2 separate regions of the Homo sapiens genome follow, and region 1 is linked to region 2. A link is a loop called in an ENCODE intact Hi-C map of the cell type or tissue named here. Cell type or tissue: dorsolateral prefrontal cortex. All regions are shown on one strand.

Evidence for each region. Hi-C counts contacts between places; a loop is a spot of excess contacts. Peaks named below come from ENCODE experiments on the same cell type or tissue, not always from the same donor. Only the 100,000 strongest peaks of a DNase experiment are listed, where the experiment ranks them.
Region 1: it touches region 2 in a loop (2.5-fold over the local background); 2 of 110 quality-filtered maps call a loop at or near these places.

Annotation. Positions count from the first base shown.
Region 1 is chr4:71,256,443-71,261,442 of GRCh38, reverse strand. All of the region lies in intron 3 of SLC4A4 (solute carrier family 4 member 4), which reads right to left. Among named protein-coding and RNA genes, the nearest start is that of SLC4A4, 72 kb to the right of the region's middle. In dorsolateral prefrontal cortex, no CTCF peak of the experiment used is centred here; a DNase peak (open chromatin) is centred at 2,002; H3K4me3 peaks cover 2,125 bases; H3K27ac peaks cover 4,148 bases.
Region 2 is chr4:71,452,237-71,457,236 of GRCh38, reverse strand. It overlaps SLC4A4 (solute carrier family 4 member 4), which reads right to left. Exons shown (of 26, transcript NM_001098484.3): 12 at 3,568-3,742. Among named protein-coding and RNA genes, the nearest start is that of SLC4A4, 270 kb to the right of the region's middle. In dorsolateral prefrontal cortex, no CTCF peak of the experiment used is centred here; no DNase peak of the experiment used is centred here; H3K27ac peaks cover 2,719 bases.

The DNA of each region.
Region 1 (5,000 bases), 200 kb after region 2:
CCACCCAACAGCCCTTCTTAACCAGATTAATTTCACAAAGAAACACAAAGAAAGAGCCAGAAAGAGATCCTTCCTGTAAAAGACAGAACAGTCTATTTGATTTCAGGCATCCAGAACGGGGAATTACAACTGCCGACTAAATTCAAGGACACCCTTGGTACACCAAGCCACTTGCTGGTGGCAGTATTCCACAAAAAAGAGCAGCACAAGAGACAGCACCTCTGCCCCTTGAAGTCCTTGTTCCCTTGGTCCTCTCACCTGCCAGCCAACGTGCAGACTGACACTCACTGGCAAGATAAGAGACTGAATTTAGGTTGCTTCTCTCAAATATGCCGTTAGGAGCCAAGAGCCAAGCCGACAGCTAAAGCAAAAGAACGCCTAGTGAGAATTTGTGGCAGAAAAGACCAGAAGAGCTTAAAGAATAGTGGTTATTGTTTACAAGGAATTAAGCTCTACAGAGTTTTAGCCTCAAGTTTTTGGCATTACCTGTGTATGATGGATAGGAAAAGATAAGCTTGAAGAAGGCAATCATAGTAACTCAAAATAATAACTGCTAACCATTATTGCTGACTACATGCAGTGCTCACTTCATGTTCAGAATACTATGATTAAAATCGATCATCCCCTTTTTACATATGAGGAAACTAGAGCACAAAGAAGTTAAGTAAATAACCAAGGTTACACTGCTGGTATGAACTGGGATTCAAACTCAAGTAATCTGGCTCAAATATGCACTCTTAACCACTCTGATATGCTCCCTTTCCAGCAAAATTACAACACAAGTGTCCCTTCTGAAAAGGCAAACTGTAAGTTTTAAAACATTTTTTAATATAAAAAGCTTTTGTACTCAGACCTAAAGACAAAGTACTTCCTCCTACTTATATAAGGTGAAAAATAGAGAAGGGGATGAAAGAGATGGTATAGTTTTATTGTGTTTGTGTTTTGTTTTTTAAACTGGGACAGGTCTACCTCATTTTCATACATTTCCAAAGCCTTTTCTCCTATATATAGATCGATTTTTGAGAATACCAATGGCATGTAGAAAATTAAAGAAACCTTATTTTATGGTATCAAAATTAAGGATCTTGCCTGAAAACATTTTAAAAATCAAGAAAAAGTACAAATGTACCAAGAAGTATGAGGTCAGGTTGGGAGGGGTGTGCACTGGGAAAAGGGGAAGTCAAATGACACAACACCAAATATTCTTGGCTCTTATGAAAAGCTACTCTGTTCATTTACCCGGAAGCACCAAACAAAAGCAGCTGCCCATTTCTCTGTTTCAGTTTCCTGAATATAACTGGATCACCAACCAGCATCCATTGTCCCAGGCTCACAGAACAATGTTCACTAGCATAAATCCATCAGTTCTGGTACACATCCAAAAAGCTAAAAAAGAATACCACAAGACTGAATGAGTGTCTGTATGGACATACCTAGCGCTATGATTCCACAACGGGCAAGACCTGTGTGTGAGAGGCAGTTAGCACCTCCAAGCATGAATGCATGTTCATGCTTGTCAAGAAATATCTTACACATCAGATCAAAATGCTGAACACGATGTTCTGTTTGTAGCTTTGTTTCCTACCATCTTACACATCTTCAGGATCTCTACAGTCACAAAGTAGCCTGTGATGCCCCCATAAGTATCCCTGGACACTAACAAAATGGGAGGCACAGAGGCCAAAACCATGTAGGCTGGGAAGGTATGCTGTGTTTCCAAAGCCTATCTCAGCCAGGACCACCTTCCCACCCACTTTTTGGGCAACCCTCAGAGGATGGCAGCTGCTAACTTAGAAAAAAAAAATGCACAGTGGAGGAGGCAAAAGGATTATTTTTAAGAAAGAGCACAATCTAACTTTTCTCTCAACCACCCACTCCACACCACCTCCTCATTCCCTTGTCTCTCCTGCTTGTTCTTCCATTTCACTTTCCTTCCCCAGCTTCTCTCTCCCCATGGCTCAGTGCACCACGCTCTCACACACGTTTCCTTCTCTGTGTCCCCAGCTGGGACACCAGCTCTGACGCCACACTGGGAATAGCAGCTGTGAAAGGACTTGGAGCTGCTGCTGAGCTCAGAGGGGGATACGAAGCTAGCTCGCTTCCTCCTCAGAGCTCCAAATGTGTAAAAATCAAACACTCATTTATTTTTTAGAAACCCGGTCTTGACACCAAAGCCATGAAGAAAATAGAAAGCGTTAGGTTATAAACTAAATGAACCTGTTAATTATGCCATCTCCTTAATGTGCCTAAATACTGGAAGATATTTCGTTTACTTCTTATAAATGCCCTTTCATGTTTTTGTAGAGACAGGGTCTCACTATATTGCCACGGATGAAGCACAGCAGCTATTCACAGGGGCAATCATAGAGCACTACAGCTTCAAACTCCTGGGCTCTGATGATCCTCCCACCTCAGCCTCTGGAGCACCTGGGACTATAGGCATGTGCCACGGTGCCAGCTCATGTCACCTTAATATGGCTTCTGAAGGGGGGCTGCCTGCTCTGTGGAACAGTGAGCATTTTTAAGTGTATATAAAAAATTAATGTGCCTTGCGGTTCAGTTTCATCCCTCACCTGTGGTTAACAAGCAGCTGCACACACTTGGGAGTTACCTACCCAGACCAAAATCCCACTTTGGCGATAGACAAAATAATGAGGCACTTTCCAAAGTGGGATAATTAAAAGCGAAGACCAGATTTTATGTGCCAAGGGAGAAAGGCAGGGCAGGGAAATATAAATACGATGTTCCAGGCTTAAAAACAAGAAAATCAGCTGGATCTCTATCTAGGATATAAGAAATATTTAGACCAATTAAAGCAATGCTTACGTCTTTCTCTGTAGTAATTCATTCATTCAGTTACTCCTCAATAAACACGTATGAAAAACACACTATGTGCCAGGCATTGTGCGGCGCCAAAGATAACAAAGTGAACAAGACAACCTGATCTTTGCTCTCACGGAGTTTACAATCCAGCAACAGCTCAAGACAAACCTGTAAGCTCTCAAAAATCACATGTTAAAACATATATTCTGAAGGAAACATAAGGCGTTGGGAAAGAATAATGAAGGGGAATCTGCACTAGAGAGAGTAGTAAGGAAAGGACTCTCTGAAGAGGTAAAATTTAAAAGCCAGAACATACAGGAACAGAAAAACTAACCAGGACAAGAATGGGCTGACCATTTCAGGAAGACAAGTTTGCATGAACAAAGGCCCTGAGGCAGAAAAGGTTTTAGCACCAAGGAACTCCAATATCAATGTATCTGGAGTAAAGTGAGCAAGGAGAGAATGGCACATCACAGGACTAGAAAGACACTGGGCCATGATGCCCAATTGAGGTTTTATTCTTAGGACAATGGGAAGTTTTCAGCAGAGGAAGGACATGATCCAATTTACACTTTATGATGATCAATGGTGCCTCTCTATGAAGAAATACTTAAAAAGCAGAGACTGCTGCAGTGTCTATGCAAGAGGTGATGATTCCCTGGACAAAAATGTGACCGCAAAACTGAAAAGAACAGAAAAATTCAGATCTATTTTAAATGTTGAACCAACAGAAATCATTGAAGGATTGCATATGAGGGTGAGAGCAAGGAAAGAATCAAAGATGACTCCCATCAAGTTACTATTTATATGTGGGCTTTTTGGTTTTTGTTTTTCTCAGAAGTATAAGCATCACATCGCGCACTGCCAGACACATGTGGGAACCTTGTCTATGGGACGTGGTATGTCTATGGACATAAGCAACTCAAACACCATAGGTCACAGAACAACAGAAACTGTTATGTGGCTGTTCTTGAGAGACAATAATAGTATAGTAGGCAAGTATTTCATTCAGTTTTCCCACAACAATTTTGTCATCATGTTGGTGCCAGAGCCCTATGGCTTCCCCCAAAATCATGGGGTTAAATGTCTTTCTATATCTAGGTGCAAAAACTCTGACTTTTAAACAGAACTGTACCAAATAATTAACTACCAATCCATCAAAGCAGCTGAGGATATACAGCAATTTCTAAGAGAATCTTCATGTCAAATTGGATAACTCATATCAAATATGCCAAAGGCATATTAGTGTATAACATTGATCAGCAGGAACAAAACGGTAAAATGCATACTTATAAATAATTTTTTTATGATCACTGAACAATTTAGTCCTTAACAACTGTCTCTCCATAGGATCCCTTCAGAAAACCAGTATACAACATAATGCAGTATTCCCCCAGGAAGAAACCTCTGAGGGGAAAGAGAATGGATTGCCTTGTTTATTTTAAATGCTGTATTCAAACTGGTCCCCAAATGCCACAGAATGCAACAGTATTCTATGGTTGATACACATGCGGTCTCAGCATCTTCCTGATCTGTTCATTCCTTATGACCTATCTGAGTGCTGCTGGCACTGTTTCCACTGCCCTTCTCAAAAGCTGATATATAATTTTAATCTCAAAATTCCTGGGCCTATTTGTCTAGGTGAGCACCTCTTTACTTTTTAACATTAATAGTGATGATGCACTCTTGTTCTAATCTGAAGAATGAAAGACAAGTTATAAAAGACACAGAGAGGAGAGAAAGAGAGAGAGTAGACAATCACATGCACAATGGACAGAACACTTGACACTGGCTCAGGCCTTGACAGATGGATACAGAGTAAATCAAGATAAATGGTAGTCATTTATTTGGAAAAGAATGTTATCTTTTGTTCCTCCAGACTATTAACTGTGCCATGTTTATGTGCATTTTAAGGCCTTTTCTCAAAACAGACTCCACTACCTTAATCGATATGTAAAGGATCCCTTTCAGACAGACCTTCCCCCAGTACTTCAGTGAAAAGTACATAACTTGAGTCTCCTGCCTTCTGGTCCTTCTAAGTCTTAAATTTATTTCAATGCTTTTAATTTAGATTTCATGATCCATCTCAAGCTCCCCTCCAAGCTTCTGTCTTTAATTCGATGGTCCACCTGTATTTCTCCTCTTAGCACCGCACTTCTCTAGCTTCCTAAGCCACC
Region 2 (5,000 bases):
AATCTACATAGCTCCCAAAATAATCTGCTTCTAATTATATATGTGTATATATATGCTCTAACATAAATGCTTCAAACAGGCAAGACCTTCTGAACAGAAGCTGGCAGAAGAGTTTGCTTAGACAACAGCCATGCAGTGACTCATCTGTGTTTTCACAACACGTTTCTACCCAGCACCCATGTCTATTTGTAGCCTGACAATAAAGGCCCTATGTGAACCATCTCTGAGCTGTCTGCCTTTAAAAGCAAGGACACTGTTCTCAGTTGACTCATTTGAGCTGCCTGTGCTTTTGTGAATAACCCACTGCCACATTTATGAAGGCATGTGACATAACTGCAGATTATTTCAGGCTCTGCCAATGCTTTTCTGCTTAGTCTTGGTCTACTGTTTAGAAAAGCAAGTGAAGCCAGAGGACTTCATCCCCTAAATAAGCCCACTACACCCCACTACTGGTATCTCTTGGGGGTGACTGAAAAAGACTGTTTTCATCAATACCCTACACTATAACTGGGATTCAAAATTGGAATTCCTGTCTATTTTGCTCATCTATCTTTATCTCCAGCACTTAAAACAGTGTCAAACACATAGTAGACACTCCATAAATATTTGCAAGGAATGAATCAACTTCTGCCATAGACCTGTAAAATGACCTGGGCCTTAGCACCAAATTTACAAAATATTTCCTTATCCTGGTCCCAGGTCAAGAAGACTTCTCCTGCCAGAAAATCAAAAATTTTGTGCGGTAAAGTACATACCCTTTCAATCAAGAGATTATCTTCCACCTTAAATTCCACATTAAATCACCTTACTCCCTAGTCCTTAAAATATATAAAACTATTAATATTTGTTAAGTTTTGGTTCAACAAATTTAAATTCATAGTCATTAATTTTCTATGCCTCTTTTTCAGTGTTTTTGCCACTTACTGTAATTTCTAGATGTATCAAAATTGTATTCTAGGAGAAAGATATTGCCAATATGTTTCTTAAAGGAAAAAAGCTTTGGAAGAGAGTGAAAAACATGTTCTTCAGTATTTTCAAACAATCCATCCACAGTTTCAGTGAAATTATCAATGGAGGTTAAAAAATCTATTAATAAAATAATCAAATTACATCTGGAAAATTTCCCCATAAATTTGAAAGTCAGCTCTTAGGAGTCACATCCAGCAAATGGTTATTTTAGTGGACTACTTAACATCCTGAAGCACTGAAAGTATTTACGTTCCTCTTGAAATCTTTAGAACACAGAAAATAGCTAATTCCACCAGCAAGGCCTTTCCCAGGTCATATATCACATAGGAGAAAAATACCAATTAACTATGTATGTTACATAATAGAGTGCTCTACTTTCCCAAAACCTACTCATAAAGAAGTTCATCCATCTAGGAGGGATCAAAACAGATCTGAACAGACTTCTTCTCTACAGTCAGATGCAGCATTGTAAAGCCAAGTCTTATGAGGTTGCAAAGAATTACAATTCAATTCAAAAAAGGCAATAAACTAATACACATAGGCAATATTGCAATGTCCCCATCTCAATGAGAATGTCCATCAAAAAAAGTTTAAAAATTATCTGCACAACACAAGAAAGTCTCTATACATTCTGACAGACGGAAGACAGTTTTGTTCTTACCGCCCTCTCAAAATCACAGCTTTCTTCTATTTTCTTAACATGTGGTTGCCTGTATTAACTTCTTCAAGCTGGCCGTAGGGTGTTTCCCCAGTGCCATCTTCTCCATTTTTTTTCTTGAACGATCTGTTTTAGTTATCCTTACGCTGTCATTTAGATGAAGAATAGCTGCCCAACTTGGATATAGATCAAATTTTATAAAAATTCTATTACTGACATCACTACTACAATTTAATGTATTCAGTTTTGTCTTACAAATGAGGGAAAAGGAGAAAAACATGCTCTGTCTATTTCATCTCTATGTCCTATTAGAGTTGGTTCTCATAACCCATGCTGCAGATCTCTCACTGGTAACACAGAGGTATGTGTTCTTTGACCAGCACGATATTATTTCCTAAAATGTTAATCAGTTGCCAATATTTAAAAATCACTGGTTTCACTAAGAATCAGAATTTTCAGCCTCTCTTTGAAGATCAGAAAATGAAGCAATACTGCGTACACATTTATGTGGGAAAAAGCAAAGCTGAGTGGCAACTGCCTCTTTCTGATGGAGCATGAGCTCTTAGACGTCATCACAGTCCCCCCACTGTGAGAAAGCCCAAGTTAGCTATGTGGAGAAGTCGTGTGGAGAGTATCCAGACCCCAAATATTCTGGACATCCTAGCTTAGGCACCAACACATGAGTAAAGAAGCTGCTGCGTGACCTCAACCTCTGCTGCCATCTGACTGCAAGTGAATGAGGGACCAAAGAGAGAACCACTCAGCTGAGCCAACCCACCATCCAGCCATGAAAGAGAGTAATAAAATGGTTGTTTCAAGCCTCTAAGTTTTGGGGTAACATGCTATGCAGTACTAGATAAGAACTAAAAGATAAAACTGCACTTGACAAACTAAAATACAATTGTATAATTTCTCCCTTTTTACTTAGGTCAACATAGATGTTATAATCTCCATAGTATTTTTGTATTTAGACAAAAATCTAAAATATGCATGTGCCCAGGAAAGAAAACCAAAGTAGAAAAACAGCAATCCTATGGAATCAGCTGCATTTAAAAAAAAAATAAGCTGGCTGGCATCACTTATGAATACCACATAGGTTATACAATAATATATAGTAAAGTGGAAGGAAAAGTGTGAAAAGGGCTTCAATCTGGTCCTTTTCATAGGAATATAACTTCATTCACTACTCGTATTCATCACCTAGCACAATAGCTTTTCTGAAAAGGATTGGACCAACTAAAAGTAATTTGGGACATATTTTTCTGGTTGGTGGAGGGAATCAGACACATCTTTTCTATCACCAAAACTTTATTATTGTTGCAAAAGGAAGATAATGCTATCTGAGAAGTAACCAACTAATTGTGGTTACAATTAATCATACAAAATAAGTCAAGCCAGAGTCGTTACAGCTTAATGAGAATCAGGTCCACCTGCAGGAGATATAACTGTTAGCTTATATTCATTAAAACCAAATTATACTGGTAAACATGCAAACCCAACTTTGAGCAAATCGCTCAATGGTTGGAAGCTATTTGCTCATGTGTAAAATTAAGCTAATCATACATTCCCAAAGAAAGTGTAATCATCAAGTTTAACAGAATATGTTCCACATAGTCAAACTAGTAGAAGATCTAAACCTTGTGCACTGTACAAAATTAAAGCAGCTGATATGCTTTTGCCCAAATAGAATTGTATATCCTCATTTCCTTCCCTTCCTTTCCCTACTTGTGACTCAAGCCAGATTTCATCGAGCTATTTTTATAATTACTAAAATGCTGGAAATACAGCAGCAGGCCAGAAGCAAAGTAAAATGCAGCATCCAGCAAAAGAAAGAAAATCACGCTGAGTAACTGAAAGGCCATCTGCTTCTAACTGAGCTGTAGGGGTGAGGAAGGCAATCTGGGCTGTACTATTTGTGTCCTCCTCAAAACCATACCCACCTGCATGTTGTCAGTGGCATCCCCAAGCAGTCCTCCAAAAGTGATAGCATTAGTTACAGTTGCCAGATAAATGAAGAGAATTGCCGAAAGAGCTTGAATATTTAAAGCATCATAAAAATCACTGGCAAAAAATGGCGCTTTCCTCTTTATGTCTTTAATTAGTCCACCACAGAACCTGGGCAGAGAGAATGCAAACATCCACTAAATGTAAAGTAAATTACCATCAAATTAATCAAGAGGTAACTCATTAAATCAAACACAACATATTTAAAATGCTTGAATCAGTGACAAGATACTACTTAACCACTTACGATGAAACCAGAAAACTATAAAGGAATAAATTTTCTTCTATCTCTTTCTTTTTGGGTCACCAAATTAGGTGTCACATTTCCTGAAGATCAGCCAGTTGGTCTTTAGAAAAGAGTGAACTGTGTAAATACATTAAAATGTTTCATTGCCTAGAGAAAAACGTCCTAATATGCAAGCAGATCATATAAAGGCCCTTCATCATCTCGCCATAGTACCCTTTCCACCCTCATTCATTCATCCATTCACTCACTCATTTATTCATCATTCATTCTTTCATCTTCAATAAATGCTACTGAGCACCTGCGATATGCCCACACTCTGGCACTCTTCTGAGTGCTGAGGACATAACAGTGAACAACATGCATCAAAAAACCTCTGCTTTCATGGAGTTTACTCTGGGGATGAAAAGGAGGCAGACAATAAATGAATAAATGCAACACATAGTGATAAAAATCAAAAGAAAAATTAAATGGGAAAGAGCATTATGTAGTACTGGAAAAAAGGTGGTTGAAATTTTAGATAGAGTGGCCAGAAAAGGTCTCCAAGAAGGTGACTTTAGGGTAAGGACCTGAAGGAACTAAGGGAGGAAGCCATGGAGGTGTGTGATGGGAGGAAATGCAGCTGAGTCCCATGACAAATGTCAGCAGGTCAGTTGAGTGACTTGCACGTCAGTCTACTCACCCTCCCAACCAAGCCTCAAACCTCAGTCTTCCCCAGGGCTTCTGCCTAGAATGCCCTATTCTGAAGCTCAACAGCTCTCCGAAGTCTTGACCTTGCACTTACAGTTCATATTTCCACTCTTGGCTATTACATTTTATTAGGATCGTCCATCTATCTGTCTGCACAACCACTGGACCTTAGCCGCACTCAGTGCCCTGCTTCAGTTTTCTTAGTATTCACAGGGCTATGCATGGTACCAGGCATACTACAGACATTCAATTAGTTTAGCAAAGGTGAAATATAAAAGAATGAAATATATTCTGATTAAATTAAAAATTAAAGCCCAGAACTCATGTCTGTAAAAAAAGAAAAGGATATTCCTAATGGAAATAATTTACAAAAAACTATTCAAAAAAAGGTTAGGGGAGGAGAGGAGAGAAGATTTTATGTTCTCTATCCTTTCA